Linked DNA regions of Mus musculus: region 1 is linked to region 2. Evidence: chromatin loops called from intact Hi-C (ENCODE). Cell type or tissue: gastrocnemius. All regions are shown on one strand.

Region 1 (8,000 bases), 73 kb after region 2:
TGCTGGCTGACTTTGAACTCACAGAGTCTGCTGCTGCTGCTGCTGCTGCTGCTGCTGGGATTAAAGGCATTAAAGCCACCACACCTGACAACAATAAATAATTGACAGAAATAATTTTGAAAACACTTTATTTTGAAATAATTTTGGGCTTAGAAAAAGAAAGCATGACTAATACAAAGTTTCCTTTACCAAGATTCACCAGCTTTGGTCATTTATTTGGCTTGGTTTGGTTTGGTTTGGTTTTGAAGCCACTAAACTTTGTCCCCTGGGCGCTTCTACCCCTACCTCTCCTCCCTCAGTCTCCTAAGAGGTTTTACTTCTGAACTGTTTGAGGCTAGATTTTGAATTCTGTTCCTTAATAATTCTCAGCCAGGCGTGGTGGCACACGCCTTTAATCCCAGCACTCGGGAGGCAGAGGCAGGTGAATCTCTGAGTTCAAGGCCAGCCTGGTCTACAGAGGGAGTGCTATACAGAAAAACCCTGTCTCAAAAAGTAATAATAATTCTCTGTGTTACTCTAAAACCAGGACCTTGGCATGATCCTCCTTAACAGCTCAGGAGATTTGATATTGATTGTTTATCTGCACCCCTTCCCAGCTTCTCAATCGTAATAATGTTCATTAGAGCATTTTTTTTCCTAGCTCAGGAGCAGATATCCCATAATTACTCTATCTAAAATCTTTGATTTTGTTTACCACGAGAGGAGCCACTGATTGCCCCCCCCCACACACACACGTTTGTTATTAGTTGAGGCAAGATTTCTGCCACTGCCCAGCCTGACTGAAATAATTATCCTATTAAACGTGTAAGTTAATATACATGTCTCTATCAATCTGTCCTTTTTAGAGAAAACAAGAAAAGGCTGCAGGGTTGGGAACTGTCCAGTGTGGCAGGTTCCAGGAACAGGTGACATAGGGACATAGTGAGCAGGACGGGTGAGACGGGAGGGTGCACCCTGTGTTTGATTCCCCTCAGTGTGAACTCTGTGGGCAAGCCCTGGAGAACAGAGTCAGATTTACATTTCCTAGGCTGAAGGGGAGATGAGATTTGTGTTTGGAAAATGCAGTACTTGGAAGGCAAGCCTTGCCTTGCTGTTCCCCCTGGGCTCACACCTCTCTGACCACAGCCTGGTCCTTCTTCTAGGTGTGCTGGAAGAAGCAGAGTTTTACAATATCGCATCTCTCGTGCGGCTGGTTAAGGAAAGGATACGAGACAATGAGAACAGAACTTCACAAGTAAGATGTCTGGAACTGCTAAGGACAAAACCTGTCCAGGCAGCTGTCTGTCTGTCTGTCTGTCTGTGATGTGAAAAGGATGCTCTGCCCTCTGGGCTGGAGGGCCAGGCTGGTTCAGAGTGGGAACTGAGGAGCGGAGGAGACAGAGCAGCCCCAGCCCTTCAGGATAGTGGTACTGTTCAACAGTGGCTGTGGGAAGGGCCCAGCGAGGTCTTGCACTCCCCTGCCTCAGCTTCCCTAGTGCTGGGATTGCAGCCCAGAGAGCTCGTTCTTACTGGTGGAGCATGAGTCCCTCAGAGGAAGCCTACAAGCCACTCAGAAGCGTCTGAGTCGTGCTGTGGAGAACACGATGTTCAGCCTCATGCTCTCACAGCTTTGGGTTTTTATACCGACTTAGATGTGATAATGAAAGTGCCTCCTGTAAGGCAGGCAGAGAGTGGGGCATACTCCAGCTTCTCCCAGCCCTTCATCAGTGCTGAGCCCTTCCTTCTGTGGGTGGGAGCCCTTGGGATTTTGTAACAGGGGAGGGTCTTTGCTCCCAAGAACTTTGGAGTCTAGCAAGAGAGAAAAGACTCTCTTCTTTGTATAAGAACGGCCATAGCCACCTGTCTGATGACAAGTGGTGTCTTCCCATTAAAGAAAGGTCAATCAGCTGCTTAGCCACTCCTCTGAGGCGTTTGCAAAGACGGGAGGCTTACTCTGTCTGCTAGAAGGCTTTTTGTTGATGTCCACAGTAGACTTCTACTTGGTAGATGGGAAACAGGACCCTGTGCTCTCTACTTCTGGCCATCTTCCATCCCCAGGGCATCTTGCCTTGTAGATATTTAGTAATAGAGGTCCTGGAAGTCTAGCTTTACCCCCAGCTTCCCACAATCTAAAATAAAAGAGTGCTTAGTAGAAGTTTTATGGTACCCTGAATTGTGTAATCTGAAGCCACCCGAATCCTGGAGCCTGAGTGCTCTGCATCCCTGGCAATGAGTTGCTCCCTTGAGAGCATCCTAGGGTTTCTATTTGACGGCAGCAGTTACTGAATCAGCCCTCCAGGCTCGGAGGCTTCAGCACCGACAGACACCCAGTTGGAAGCTTTCTGGTTCTGGGAAAGCCAGGGCCTTTTATGTTGATGATCTCCCATCTGTCCTTTTCATGAAGAGAACGCTGAGAAGTGGGATGGTAGTAATATTGAAAGGTGCCCTCTTTCCTGTCTATGTCTTCTCAGATTCAGTTGGTTGGCTGTGTAGATTTCTAGATCTTACCTCTTTGAACTTGTGCACTGCCAGATGTACAAGGCAGGTGTTCAAGCAGAGCCCGAGGTGTGGGGTCCCTAAGCCCGTGTTTGCCGTGGTCTCGTCTCTTCTCTGTCTGTCTGTCTGTCTGTCTGTCTGTCTCTCTCTCTCTCGGTGTCTGACAGGTTTCTAAATACTTTTCTGTTCATGTATGTTTGTGTATTTATTTGGTAGTTAGTCTTGATTCTTTTTGGAGCACAGGAGGATTGACTCTGGAAGAGGAAAAAGAGAGCCAACGGCAGCTTAGATCCTAGGGACTTTGCCCACTCTGGCCAATATCACAGATTTTGGGATGCCCTGATTGCTTCCAAAATGTATAGGCAAATAAATGGCTAGAACCAAAGGGGTTGTCAGCGGTTTGTCTGTATTTACAAAGAAGGGTGTTCCTGTCTTAGAGCTGTGTTGTAGTCATTATCCTCTGGTTTATGGTTTTGCCTCTCAGTGTGTCTGTCTAGGGTGGAAGCCAGGGTCACACAGTACTAGACAGTGACTCCGCTGCTGAGCCACATACCCAGCCCCAAAAGACACTTTTTATGTTTCTTAGAGTTTTGACATGCAGCCTCTTTGTACAGCCCTAGCTCTCCTGGACTCTCTGCCCTCCTGTTTTAGCTTTCTGAGTGCTCCACACCCACCACAGTTACTCAGGAAATCCTAGGCCATGGGGAAGCTAGGCAGGAATGCAGACAGAAAATAAATGTTTCTTTCTTGTTGTCTCACACCTCTGTAACAGGAATATACTGTTAAACACTGGCAGCTTCCTGGTAGCCTCAGCAAAGGGAAACTAATGAGTATCTGTAGAGTGTGTGTTTTCTTCTTGATGTGACAATATATTAATACAAAGTTGCCATTGGCAGGCAGCATGCTGTAGTCCCAACACATGGGAAATGAAAACAGGGCAGAATCAGGAGTTTGAGACCAGGTTGGGATATACAGTGAATTCCAGGACATTTTCGACAGACGTGCCAGGTGTGATAGTGCATGCTGTTAGCCCAGTGCTTGGGAGGCAGAGGAAGATGAATCTTGAGTTCAAGGCCAATGTGTTCTACATAATGAGTTCCCGGACAGCTAGGACTACATAGTGAGACCCTGTCTCAAAAAGAAGACAGTATGAGGCTGAACAGCTGGCTCAGCAGGTAAGAGTCCCTGCTGGACTGGCTAAGGACCTGTGTTGAGTGTCTTACAGCCACCTGTAACTTCAGCTCCAGGGAGTCCTACATCTTCATAGGTCTTCTACGGACACCCACAAACACATGCCATACACATACATACACATAAATAAAAATAGCTTTTCCAAAAGGTAATTTCCATAACCATTTATATTTAGTCTGGAGCACCAAAATTACATTGCGTATTTTAGCATCTAAGTAACATATAAAAAGTGACTTTCCTATTGTCACACGAGCTGTCCGTTGCCTTGCTTTCTGTTCTTGTAGCTGGTGAGCTTTCCTGCACCCCATGGTGCTGTTTGGAGAGTGAGGTAGTGGGTGGTCTGAGAACCTACTCCCAGGCAACTGTGGGCGGTGGGTCCTGCTGGGGGCCCCCACGCTGCTGACCTAGTCGGCCTGTTGTTGCAGGGCCCCGTGAAGCACGTGTACAGGGTCCTGCAGTGTCAAGAGGAAGAGCTCACGCAGATGGTCTCCACTATGTCTGATGGCTGGAAATTTGAACAGGTATGTTGCTCAAAGAGAAGCAACCCCAGCATGTCATCTCAGGGAGTCACAACCAGCCAGGCAGTAGCCCCGAGGTGGGGGTGAGTGAGGTGTGTGACCCTATTTTCATTCAAAGAAAAGAGCTCCTTGGTGTGCATTGCTCGCTCAGTGCTGTGCCGGGCAGGCGGCTGGGGAGGGCTGGGAAGAGGACCGAGGCTTTTCTGGCTTCACATCCGGAATCGGAACTTGGCAGTGCCGGTATGTCATGAAAGACTCAGAAGCGCCTCCTTTTGCTTGTCTCTGCCTCAGAGATTTCCTGTCAGAAGTGCTCTGCCATTCTGTTAGTCCTAAAGAAGGCTGGCTTCAACAGGAGCCGTATAATTCTGGGTGTGTGCATCGCAGTGTGCTGTGGGGGATCAGACACACGAGTGTGCAGGGTCATTTCCCAGCATTCTCTTTCCCTTCCTATGCCTTGTGCTTAGAATGGGGGTCATTTGAACAGAAAGCCCCTGAGAATCTGGATTTACCACTTCCTTCCATTAGGTGGCAGCCTAGTGCATCTCCTGTTGCCTCAGCCCTGGGGCGGGAGCCTGCGTGAAGGGAGTGAGCTTTTGTCTGGAGGTGACTGCGTTTACGTGGCGCTGCAGAGCCAGCTGACCTGGCACCAGAAGGTCACTGAAGGAACAAAAGCCACAGCTTGTATCAAGGCTGTCACTTTATAGCTAGAGAGAGAGGTCCCTCTCTCCCTTCAGGATCAGTCCCACTGTCACATGGGTCCCTCGTTCCCAGTCAGCTGTGGGTGGCCAAATGCTGCACAACGTTTATAGTCACGGCTGTTTTTCCTGGAGCATAATCTGAAGCAGAAGTTATTTTTATAAATTACATGTAAAAAATTAAAGTAAAAATAGATGCGTGGCTTTTCTTTGTGAAGGTGATAGATGGTTTTTAATGTGACTTTTATGTTATCGCAGTCCTGGGGTTTGAACCTGTGGCCTCATGCAGTCCAGGCACGTGCCCTGCTAATGAGCTGTGCTTCTAGTCCTGAAGTGGAGATGTCCTAAGGGAGAGTGAAGTCTATTCTTATTGTCTCCAAGGTGTAGATGAGAAAGGGGAGTGTGGGGCACCCCAGCCTTGCGACAGGAGGACCCGGCTTGAGGCTGTGAGTGCTTACGAGGCTACACTCGCTCTCTGCCGGCCTCCTCTGTGTGCACTTCCACTTTAGAGTTCAATGCTGGATTGTGTCTCCAAGAAGGTTAAGAATACCATGGCTTGTGACTTTTGGTGGCCACAGAGTGGTTCTCTTGGTACTGCCACGTCTCTGTGTTCAGTCTCTTGTCTAGAGAAAGTACGAGTGGGAGCAGGTGGGGCTGAGGAGGGCTCATTTGCTTGGTGGCGTACCTCAGTGGACACAGGCAGTGACTACATTACTGACGCTCCTGATGCCTTTGGGATGGTGTCGAGTGCTTGGGTGAGGGGGAGAGGATAGAACTCAGACCCGTCTTCCTCATGATTGGCTTCTCCTCCCTAGATTGGAGATCCGTTTAATCCTACCTCAGAGAATGTTTATTCTCTGAAGGATAAAGCTACAAAGTCCAGTTGAGGGAGGGGAGGGTTCTGTGGCAAGGAAGTTGGTTTGGTTTGGTTTGGGTTTTGTGGTTTGATTTGGTTTTGTGGGGGGGGGGTGTTTGTTTGTTTGTTTGTTTTGCCCTTGAGTGTTCTTAGGTCCTGTCTGTATGGTTGCAGAGTCATCCACCATCTTTGTGTTTTGTCAGTTAATCAGCATTGGCTCTTCCTATAACTATGGAAATGAAGACCAGGCAGAATTCCTCTGTGTTGTCTCCAGAGAACTAAATAATTCTACCAATGGCATCGTCATAGAGCCGAGCGAAAAGGCCAAGGTAGGACACTGCTTCTTTCCCCCAGCTGTCCTCTGCCTCCCTGTGCCCAGCTCTCTCCAGCTTTGCCAGGTTGCTGCTGGCTTTCTTCCACTCCTTCTGCAGCTACGAGCTTCCTCTCACCACACTCTGCTAGAGGCTGGATTTAAATCAGGATTTGTTGGGTCTGGGGAGGTGGCAAGCATAGCCAGACTGGTGAGCCCCAGCTTCAGTGAGAGCCCTCGTCCCCAAGGGAAAACAAAAGGAGGTGGAGAGTGACAGAGTGACAGAGCAAGAGGAGCCGTTTCCACTCTGGCCGCCACCCTGCATGCACACCCACACATGTGCACACTTATGCCACACTCGAAAAGCTGATGGGAGCTGAGCCTGGACCAGGGCAGGTTTGTATCCTGTCAGGATGGTGAAGGCTCTTGTTTGTGTCTAGACTCAAGTAGTGTCTGCCTTGCTCCTTGACAATCCATTCCTCCCTTCTCTTCCACACAGTGCCCTGCAGACACACACTACACACTTGTGAAGAACCTGTGTGCTGACTGTGAGCCGCTTTCTTTAACTTGGAAAACTTTGGTCTAACAGCACAGAACCTTCTGGTCATCTGTACCTGGCAAGAGAACCCATTGCACTCAGGTACCCAGTGAGCAGAGGCTCTGAGCCTGCCTTGCTAGATAGGCTGACAACAGATTGTATGCTGTCCACAGGGCCCAGAGGAAGCAACTACCGGAGGTTTTAAATCATTTTAAAATTGTTCACTGTCATCAGCTTTCCTGTGACTTAAATCCCTGCAGCCATCTGGTGCTGGAGACCCAGCCTTGCCCAGGTTGTGTACAGCTCCACCCCTGAGCTGCACCCCGACCCCATGGGCCTTGGCTCCCAACAGTTACTCAGGTGACTCTGTCTTCCCCCATCCACTTAGATTCTTCAGGAGAGAGGCTCTCGAATGTAAGCGGACAGTCTGAAGTTTCAGAACCCTGAAGGCAAGAGAGCAATCGGCCCAGCAGCTGCGACGGAGATCCTGCACCTGTACAGTAACCGAGCTACTGCAAAGCAAAGCTGCGCCTGGTCCCGAGAAGTGGTGTCCGGCCGGCCAAGCCAGAGGAGCCCCACCGCCTGGATGAAGACAGTGCGCCTCTGGCTGCACGGTCCCTTTTCAGAAACCTGCTTTTGTTTTCTAGCCAGTGTTAGAACAGACCTTCACAACAGCATCTGGGATGGGTCCCTGGCTGGAGCTTGTGGGGAGTTGGGGGGAAAGGAGTAAGGTCTAGCTCCCTGGAACAGTCTAGATGCTTTTCTAAAAGCCTGAGCCGAGGAAGAAGGCTTGTCCTGAGCTGTGCCTGGTCTCAGCCTGCGTGCGCCATGATGGACATGAGCAGCTGCTTGGACCATTCTTCCCTGGGCAGGGCATTCCGTGTTAGTGTGGTGGACCCAAGTTCTGGGTACAGAACAAAGTTGCTGAAGGACCCACAATCCTATGAACAGAGCCTCAGAGGCAGGAGGATAAGGTGTCCTGTAGTGTGGTTGGAGCGTGGGAGTTGCTGTTCCTGGTCCCACGAGTGGATCACCTGGTGTCTCTCAGCCAGGCCCCTCGTAGCCCATCCTCACCCAGAGGTTTGAGGCTGCGGCATCCTAAGCCGTGCTAGATGGACATCGGGACTGAGCAGTTGCTGTAACTGCTTCTGCAGCCTTTTCCTACCTGGTTGACCCCGTCTTCCTCCCCCAGCTTCTTGAACTGGACCAAAGAGAAAGGACTTTGTGGGCCTCTGTAATGGCTTGGGGTGAGGAAGGCTGTTCTGTGGACGCTGCCAAATGTGTCATATTGTCATAGCTAAAAGTGGTGGTGTGTTTGTGGTTGTCTCTTGAACATGCGCTGATAGGTGATACCTGTGTCTCTCCTTCATTCTTGCGACAATCTAGCTCTTCAGCATCATCGTCCCCCGCTCTGTGT
Region 2 (8,000 bases):
CCTCTGGTTCAGTGATGCCAGCCACGAGTCCCTTGTTCTAACATGGCCACCTCAGAGTACCCCGGCCTTACCCACTCCCACACTTGAGGGTTTGGAGAGAAAGGAAACTAAGTGACACTCAGTGCCATCTCCCAGGCATCCCCAGTACCTACCCCATCAGATGGGCTGTTTTCTGCTGAGCTTTGCTGGGATTCGGGCTCTAGAGACCTCAAGGTGCCGTCCTCTGATACCTGGGATTTCTCTGTCAGCTTGTCGATGCCTGGGTGGGACACAGGAGGAAGAGAGGGACATGCCATAGTACCCTTCTGGTACTAGAGGCTGTGTGCTCCCCATTCACAGCTGAGATATTGTGTTTGCCCTTCCCTCCTATAGCTAATCTCAGTTCTGAGCCCTGCCCATGTACCTCCTCTAACCCCCATCAAGCGACCTAGGCCCACACAGTACTTCCACCCCTACATGCTGCTGAATTGCTTTTCCTTGCCTTCCTAAATGGGAAAGACACCCCAGAGATCACACTCACCCCCTCACAATACACCCCCAGCCAAGCCCCACACTCTCCTAGCCTGACAGCATCCAGACCTGGAGTGGCCACCAGGCTAGTCTTAAGGGTGCCTGGTTCTGCAGGGGCAGCAGGGCGGGATCCCTCCATGGACGTTCCCTCCTGGGAACCAGTACGGGACAGGGGCTCTGGTGTCCTCCGCCGCCGCTGAAGTGCCTTGTGGATGGAGGGTGGGTCAGTGGGCAGGTTGGCCAGCTGGTGGAAGACCGCACGTTTACGGATGATGGCATAGACCAGGTTGGAATTGCCTGTGGGAGGAACGAGTCTGTCCTCAGAGAGCTTTGCTTCCCACTCCACATCTGGGCTGGCTTCCAGGACCAGAGGGCAGTTAATGAGATGACAGTAAGACATCTGCCCCAGGGATAAGGACTGGACAGGGTAGCTAGAGTCAGAGTGGGACAGACCCAACTGTATGGGTATCAGTGGCAATGGTGGAGGGTTAGGCTGTAGGAAATACAAGTTAGGTTGTAGAGATGCCTGATGTTAGGCTGTAGGAGATACTGGGAGGTTAGGTTGTGGGCATCCCTGATGTTAGGCTGTGAGGGATGCCGAGAAGCTAGGCTGTGGGGACGCCTACATATTAGGTGATGAAGATACCGAGACGTTAGGTTGTGGGGATCCCTGATGTTAGGCTGCAGGGAAACAGCTTAGCCCTGAGCTCCTCGGTGTCCTGCTTACACTGTCTTGAAATCCCCTTGCAGCTGATCACTACTCAGGGATCATCAGGCATGGTGGGATAGCCTGAGCCCCACACCAACCCAACATTAAATATGTAACCTCTCAGTGAGCCACAGGGAAGTCCAGAAGGACACTGTTGTGTGTGTCTGTCCTCCACCATCTACCTCCAAGTTCCCACAGCTGTCGGGGGAAGACGCAAAGCTCTCCAGAGCACTCAGTGCCCCCATCTACCTTTCTAGCCCCGTGTCTAGAGCCTTTAGCTTAACATCTACCCCAGGGCCTTTGCACATGTCCCTTCCCAAGCAATGCTTTTCTGCCTACTGAATGCTCACTCATCACTCAAATATACATCTAAATTTTACTTACTTTGGAAATAGTAACAATAATTGCTAATATTTGCTGTGCTGGGTGTTTTTGTTTTTGTTTTTGTTTTTGTTTTGTTTTTGCGTGTGTGAGTTATTAAGCCTTCCAATATATTCTGGGGAGGGGGAAGTTGGGGGTTGTTTTTTGTTTTTAGAGACATGGTTTGTCTATGTAGCCCTGGCTATCCTGGCACTTACACTGTAGACCAGGCTGGCCTCCAACTCAGAGATCCACCTGCCTCTGCGATTAAAGATGTGTGCCCTGCAAGAGGGACTTACAGCAGCCGCATTATGAGCATCGTAGGGATGAGGGGACCAAGGCTTCGGGGCCGACGTGCGCTTGGCCACAGAGCGCATGCTTGCTGAGACTTATATTTGTACCTGTGATGCTGGTCAGGCACCTGCGTGACAGCCAGCAGAGCTCTTCCCACTCTGAGATTTCCAGCCGGCCAATTCTAAATGAACTCTCTTGTTCAGTGGGTCAGGTTGTCCGCCTAAAGCCCCGCCCCCTGCCTGTGACTCCATACCCAGCTGTGAGCTCCAAGAGGGACAAGGCACACCTTGATTCCCCACTGCCTCAATCAGTGCACAGGCAGGACTCGTGGGCTGAGGCTTTCTTACACAGGGGCTCAGGTCAGCGCCTCACCATCAAACTGGTACTGGATAATGTTGTTGAAGACCTCCAGAAGGAAGAAGACCAGATGGTGGTTCTGAGATGCCGAGAAGAGGAACCAGGTGGTCGAGAAGGCCTCGAGCAGATGCAGGAGCTTGTTGGCAGTCACCATGGACAGGCTCTTGAGGTAGGGAGACACTGTAAGGGAGGAGTCAGCTTGTTCTGGGCCATCCCTGCAGAGGCCAGGCCAGGACGGGGCAGCTCATCTCAACTGATCCCCGTCCTCCATCCCCTGTCCCCTGCAGAGACCCCCTGAGACTTTGAGGCACACTCAGCTCATCTCTCCCAAGCATCTCCCCAACCCAGAGGGAGGAAGGACAGAGACAGGAGTGTAGATAAAGAAACTGGGGTTCAGAGAGGGTCATAAACTGAGCCCGTTTCCCAGCAATAAAATGACAGGACAGGGGTGCTAACTCGGGATGTGACATCCTTTAAGAGTGGCAAGATGCTGTCACTCGATATGTATTCCTCAGCACAGCTTTGTGAGTGGAAGTTGGAGAGGAAACTACGTCTTGACCTGTGTGCGTCCCTGCTGTCTGCCTCTTCCCCTGGCTCAGATGAAGGTCCCAGGGAATGGGAACAGGGACTGTCTTGTTTACAGAGGCATTCTCAAAGCTGGCCTTGCTTGTCAGGGATTCAACTAGGACTTGTTAGAATCAACACACAGAGCCCACAACTCAGCGAGAGCCCTTAGAACCATGAGCCACCCCAGACACTCAGAAGTTCAAATCACACCGTGGACGGTATATTGTTAGTTTATGCTGTCAACCTGACACGACTCGCAACCACTTGGGAAGAGAGTTCAGTGAGGAATTATCTAAATTGTTAACTCAGGTCGAGAGATCCACTATGAATGTGGGCGGCACCATTCCTTAGGCTGGGCCCTGAACAGTTAGGAGCAGAGAAAGTTATCTGAGCATGCATATGCAGCCAGCTGGCAAGCAATGATCTGTTAGTTTTGCTGTTTCTGGCTATGGATGTCATGTGACTAGCTGCTTCCTGCCTTGACTTCCCCTCCCTGCTCAATGATGGGAATTATAAGCCAAATAAACTTAAGCGTATTTGTTACATCAACAGGAATGTTAACTAGACCAGTCAAGGAACCAGCTGGCCTAAAGACATCCACAAAAGTCATTCTGCTCCACCCTACTGCTACCCCCTAACCCCAGCCAAGCTGGACCCTCCTGAACCCTCCTGGCTCCTTTCCCAGAGAGCAAGCAGCCTGTAGCCCTTTAAGATGCTCTCGAAATCCCCACACTGTAACTGATAGCCCAAATCTTTAACACACAATAAATAGCCAGCAGCCACATGTGGCCATTAAATGTCTGCAATACAGCCAGTCTCAACTGGGATGTCCTGCAGGGACAGAACACACACTCACATACACATACACACACACACACACACACACACACACACACACACACGATTTTGAAGACTGAGTGTGAAACAGAGCATAGGCTACCTCAATGATTTTTATATTCTATTCATGTCTAGCTTATTGATTATTGTATGTAATACATGTATACGTGAAGGTCATAGGACAATTTTGGGCCGCCAACTTTCTCCTTCCATTTTTACGCCAGTCTTGCATGGCAAGAGCTTTTACCTGCTGAGCCATTTCATGGGCTCTCTGTTACTGTTGCCCCTTCTAGAGTACTAGAAAGCTTAGCTGTAACATGTAGCTTGCTGTTTCTGTTCATGAAGCCCGGGAACTGGCGGCTAGTGAACCTGTGGCCTAGCGCCACCTGCTGGTGATCATGGGGAAGTTAGGCTCTGGGCCCCTACCGTTGACCACAATGGTGAGCAGGCAGTCGAAGAGGGGTTGCAACCGCTGATGACCGCTGGTGATGATTTTGTGGAATACCTGTACAGGGAGGGAGGGGGAGGGCATGAGTTACCCACTACCTCCAAATCCAGCCAAGAAGAGAATGTCACCCCAACCCTCAGGGCTGACCATGCACACCCCCTTACCACAATGAGCAAATCTGCATGTGTGCCTGTGAAGACCGGGATGTCCATGGGCACGCGCACTGAGTAGGGCTTGTTCAGCCGTACCCCAAAGTTCCTCTCCCCACTCAGGAGCAGCAGGATGAAGACCCCGATGTGCATCAAGCCCACCCGAGCTGGGGTATACAACACAGGAGGCGTTACACAGAGCATGGAGGGGGAGGGGGAGGGGGAGGGGGAGGGAGGGAGAAGCAAGGACCCATCTTTAGGGGTTCAAGGAAACCCCGTTGGAGGTTAGGGTTCAAGGGAAGCCCCTGTGGGAGGTTACAGGTTCAAGGAAATGCCGTGTGGGAGGGTAGGGCACCAGGCTTGAGCTTCTGGGAGGTAGGACAGACTGGCTAGACTCCACCGGAAATCAAGACCCCATAGCTACCGCAGCATCCCAGGCCCACTACTGTCGTACATTGATCTGCCCGGGCGTCGTTGAGAAAATAGAGGATAGGAACCAGGATATCCAGCACGTCACTGCTCTTCAGTACAAAGAAGAGGAATTTCTGGGAATGAGAGAGAGCGGGCTGCATCAGTGAGAGGACTAGCTCTGCCTCACCTTCTCCCACCTAGGCTGTGGAGGCCCAGATGCTACCCGAGTCCTTGGTCTCTGGACCCCACTAATCCATCAGCAATGTCTCCTCACGACTGTCACCGACAGGCTGGGCCCTGGAGTCCGCTCACCTTGTTGAAGTCACAGAGTTTCCAGAAGAGAACAAGCAACTCCTGGTGAAACTGGATCTTCTTGGTGGAGTTGGGAAGGTAGGTCTGGAGCAGGGGATTGGACAGCAGCCGAGCGATCCCCTTGAGGATGAACTGGAAGTCCTGAGAGGGCAAAGCAGAGGCCCTTCCAGTCCAGCTCCCTCCAGCTATACCCTACAGATGTCTCCTCATTCTCCCATAACCTTGTCAATCTCCAGAGCCCAGAGGACCTGGGTTTGGCTCTTACTGCTAGTACCCTGGGAAGTTCAGCCTCTGGCCCCCTCTCCAGCAGGTCAGAAGATCCCCTACGCAAGGCTGCAGCTCCTGGCAACCCCCCAGATGGACCCCTGACCACCTAATTTCCTTGTTGGTAGCCGCTGTCCTGCTCCTCCCATCCCCCATCACACAGGAGTCCTCCCCAGTTCTGTCAGCTTCTGAGCACACCCCACAAGCTGGGCTGTGCTCAGCTTTGATCTTTGTGGGACGGGGACATGCTCAGCCACAGTCCCTTGTAACACCCCCCCCCCAACTTGAGTCTGCCTGGACTTTAAGGCCGCAGTTCCTCCCACCCCTGAACCCCAGCCTCTCAGCAAACCTCCTCCTTTGGGAAGCCCTCTTGTTACCCTGGCTCAGCTAAGACTGACTGTAAATCATTTCTTTTCTTTCCTTCTTTTATTTATTTACTTTTAACGACAGAGTCGCCTGTAGTTCAGGCTAGCCAAGAACAACCCTAAGCTTCTAAACCTCCTGCCTCTACTTCTCAGAGGCTGGCTTTTCAGTCATGCACCACCGAATCTTGATTGTGTGATGCTGGAGATCGACGAAGGCTTTGTGTGCATTAGGCAAGTGCTCTGCCAACTGAACCACACAGCCCCAGCTCCCACCAATCCTTTCAATGCATCGAAATCCCCCAAGCACTGCCATCATTGTTTTACTTAGGATGGCTATGCTCCTTCATGCAGGAGAGCAAGACTCCTCTAGCCCCACAAAGGCACAGCCATTGCAGATGGTGGGCAGTTAGAATCTCCCCCACCCCCGCTGTGCCTAACTCACCTCCTCACGATGAATTCGGGACAGGTAGTTCACAAACAGGTTCTCGGGCCCTGGAGGCTGCCAAGGAGAGGAGCTATGGTGAGCAGATCCCTCACTCAGGTCTGCCTGGATAGCAGCAGTGAGCTTTCCAAAGTTGGACCCTCCCCCGCTCCAGGCATACCACGAGCTGCCTCCCATGGTGTGTGCCTTTTGCCCATGGCTTGTGCTAATGGAGATACCATCTGCCCCCCAGCCATCTCCCCATCCGGTCCTTACATCAGCATCATCCATAGCTGTGCCCGTGGTGGTGCCGTCCACGGTGGGGCTGGTGCTGGTAGCACTGTCATGGTCCAAGGTGACAATAAGCACCTGAGCAGCCTCCTCCACCAGGGGCTCCCGGTAGTCCGAGAAGAGCAGGTGGTTGTAGGGGATCCCGTAGCCCACAGGGTCATAGGCACACACGGTGTTGAGGAGTGAAGTGAAGAGGGGCAGCGCGTGTCTGCGAGAGAGCACAGAGCAAGGCTGCAGGGATGCTCCCTTGGGCACGCCTGCCTCTCCAGCCACAGCCACAGCCACAGCCACAGCCACAGCCACAGCCACAGCCACAGCCACAGCCACAGCCAGGGAGCTGTGCTATCAGGCAGAAGGCAGAAGGACGAGCTTGTCCCTTCCTGAATAGAAAATGCCCTCCCTATCCATGCATGTGGCTGACTCTGATCAGGGACAAGCTGGGCCAAGAGCAGAGGAGTCCATTACACAGGGATGGACTCCCTGTAGAGAACGTGCTCACGCCCTTCTCAGTTCTTGGGGTCACACACCCTCCACTGGGGTTACAGGCAAGAGGTTAGAGGAGCAAGGAAAAGACAGCCTCCCCTTGGGGAGCAGAAACCAGCTCCATCCCCTGGCTCCCAGGCTACAGTATGACTTGAATCCGGTCCATAGATGTCAAGGTTCAAGCTCCTCATCTTACATATGAGGAGACTGAGATCCAAGAGGTTAGGTGAGTGAGCAAGTGACAAAGTGTTGCTGTGTGCCTGGCATAGCTATGAGAAGAAACCCTGGCCAGGCTCTGATTGTGGCCAGCATTGTGGGACACTTGGAGACCCTCTCTTGTGGTGATAAAAAGCAGGGAACCAGCAAAACCCAGAGGGGAGCCATGTCATGCAGGGGTCAGCTTCCAGAAGGAGTAAGGTTAAAAGTTTAGAATGCTAACACCTGTGTTAGCTGCACAGGGGCACAGCTGGGTGTACACAGCTGGATTGCACAGCTGAGTGTGCACAGCTGGATTGCACAGCTGGGTGTGCACAGCTGGGTATGTACAGCTGGGTATGCACAGCTGAGTGTGTACAGCTGGGTGTGCACAGCTGGGTTGCACAGCTGGGTGTGCACAGCTGGGGTGTATGCTTCAAGTACTCTGTCCCACTGATGACTATGTGGCACCCCCATGTACTCATAAGTGTCCCCATATCCCTCTTGAGTCCCGCACGATCCAGACTTTTCCATCTATCAGGGTGGTCCTCAGACCCTCTTCTCTACCCACTGTCCCAAAGAGCAACCACAGCCACATGTGGCTGGCGACTAAGTGCTCTTGAGCGGTTGATCCAGCTGACGCTGGAAGTATAAGGTACACACTGGATTCAGGGAAGGAAACGTGAGGAAAGGAAATGCAAATGATAGCAATAGCTCTATATACTCATTACAAATTTAAGGCTCACGTTTTTAAATGTACCGAGCTAAATAAAATATATAAGTTCTCTTCCTTTTTGCTTTCAAGAAAGGGTCTTATGTACCATAGGCTAGCCCAGAACTCACTAGTAGCCAAGGATGACCCTAAACTTCTTGATTGATCTGCCTCCACCTCCGGAATGCTGGGATTACAGCCCTGTGCCGCCACACCCAGTTCATCCAGGGCTCCATGCATAGTAGACAAGCACTCTATACACAGAGCTACATTTCAAGCCCCTTACATTATATTTCTACTAAACAATGCGGTTCT

What was found. Hi-C counts contacts between places; a loop is a spot of excess contacts. Peaks named below come from ENCODE experiments on the same cell type or tissue, not always from the same donor. Only the 100,000 strongest peaks of a DNase experiment are listed, where the experiment ranks them.
Region 1: it touches region 2 in a loop (2.1-fold over the local background); 14 of 42 quality-filtered maps call a loop at or near these places.

Annotation. Positions count from the first base shown.
Region 1 is chr11:115,423,342-115,431,341 of GRCm38, forward strand. Kctd2 (potassium channel tetramerisation domain containing 2) reads left to right here. Exons shown (of 6, transcript NM_183285.3): 3 at 1,143-1,234; 4 at 4,092-4,187; 5 at 5,939-6,064; 6 at 6,972-7,933. The coding sequence ends at 7,001. Among named protein-coding and RNA genes, the nearest start is that of Kctd2, 7.2 kb to the left of the region's middle. In gastrocnemius, a CTCF peak has its summit at 4,707 (motif pointing right); DNase peaks (open chromatin) are centred at 4,755 and 6,143; H3K4me3 peaks cover 717 bases; H3K27ac peaks cover 1,552 bases.
Region 2 is chr11:115,350,340-115,358,339 of GRCm38, forward strand. Hid1 (HID1 domain containing) reads right to left here. Exons shown (of 19, transcript NM_001346774.1): 7 at 6,281-6,503; 8 at 6,026-6,082; 9 at 4,955-5,095; 10 at 4,686-4,776; 11 at 4,247-4,398; 12 at 4,061-4,139; 13 at 2,246-2,410; 14 at 580-807; 15 at 153-259. Among named protein-coding and RNA genes, the nearest start is that of Hid1, 13 kb to the right of the region's middle. In gastrocnemius, a CTCF peak has its summit at 4,024 (motif pointing left); a DNase peak (open chromatin) is centred at 4,027.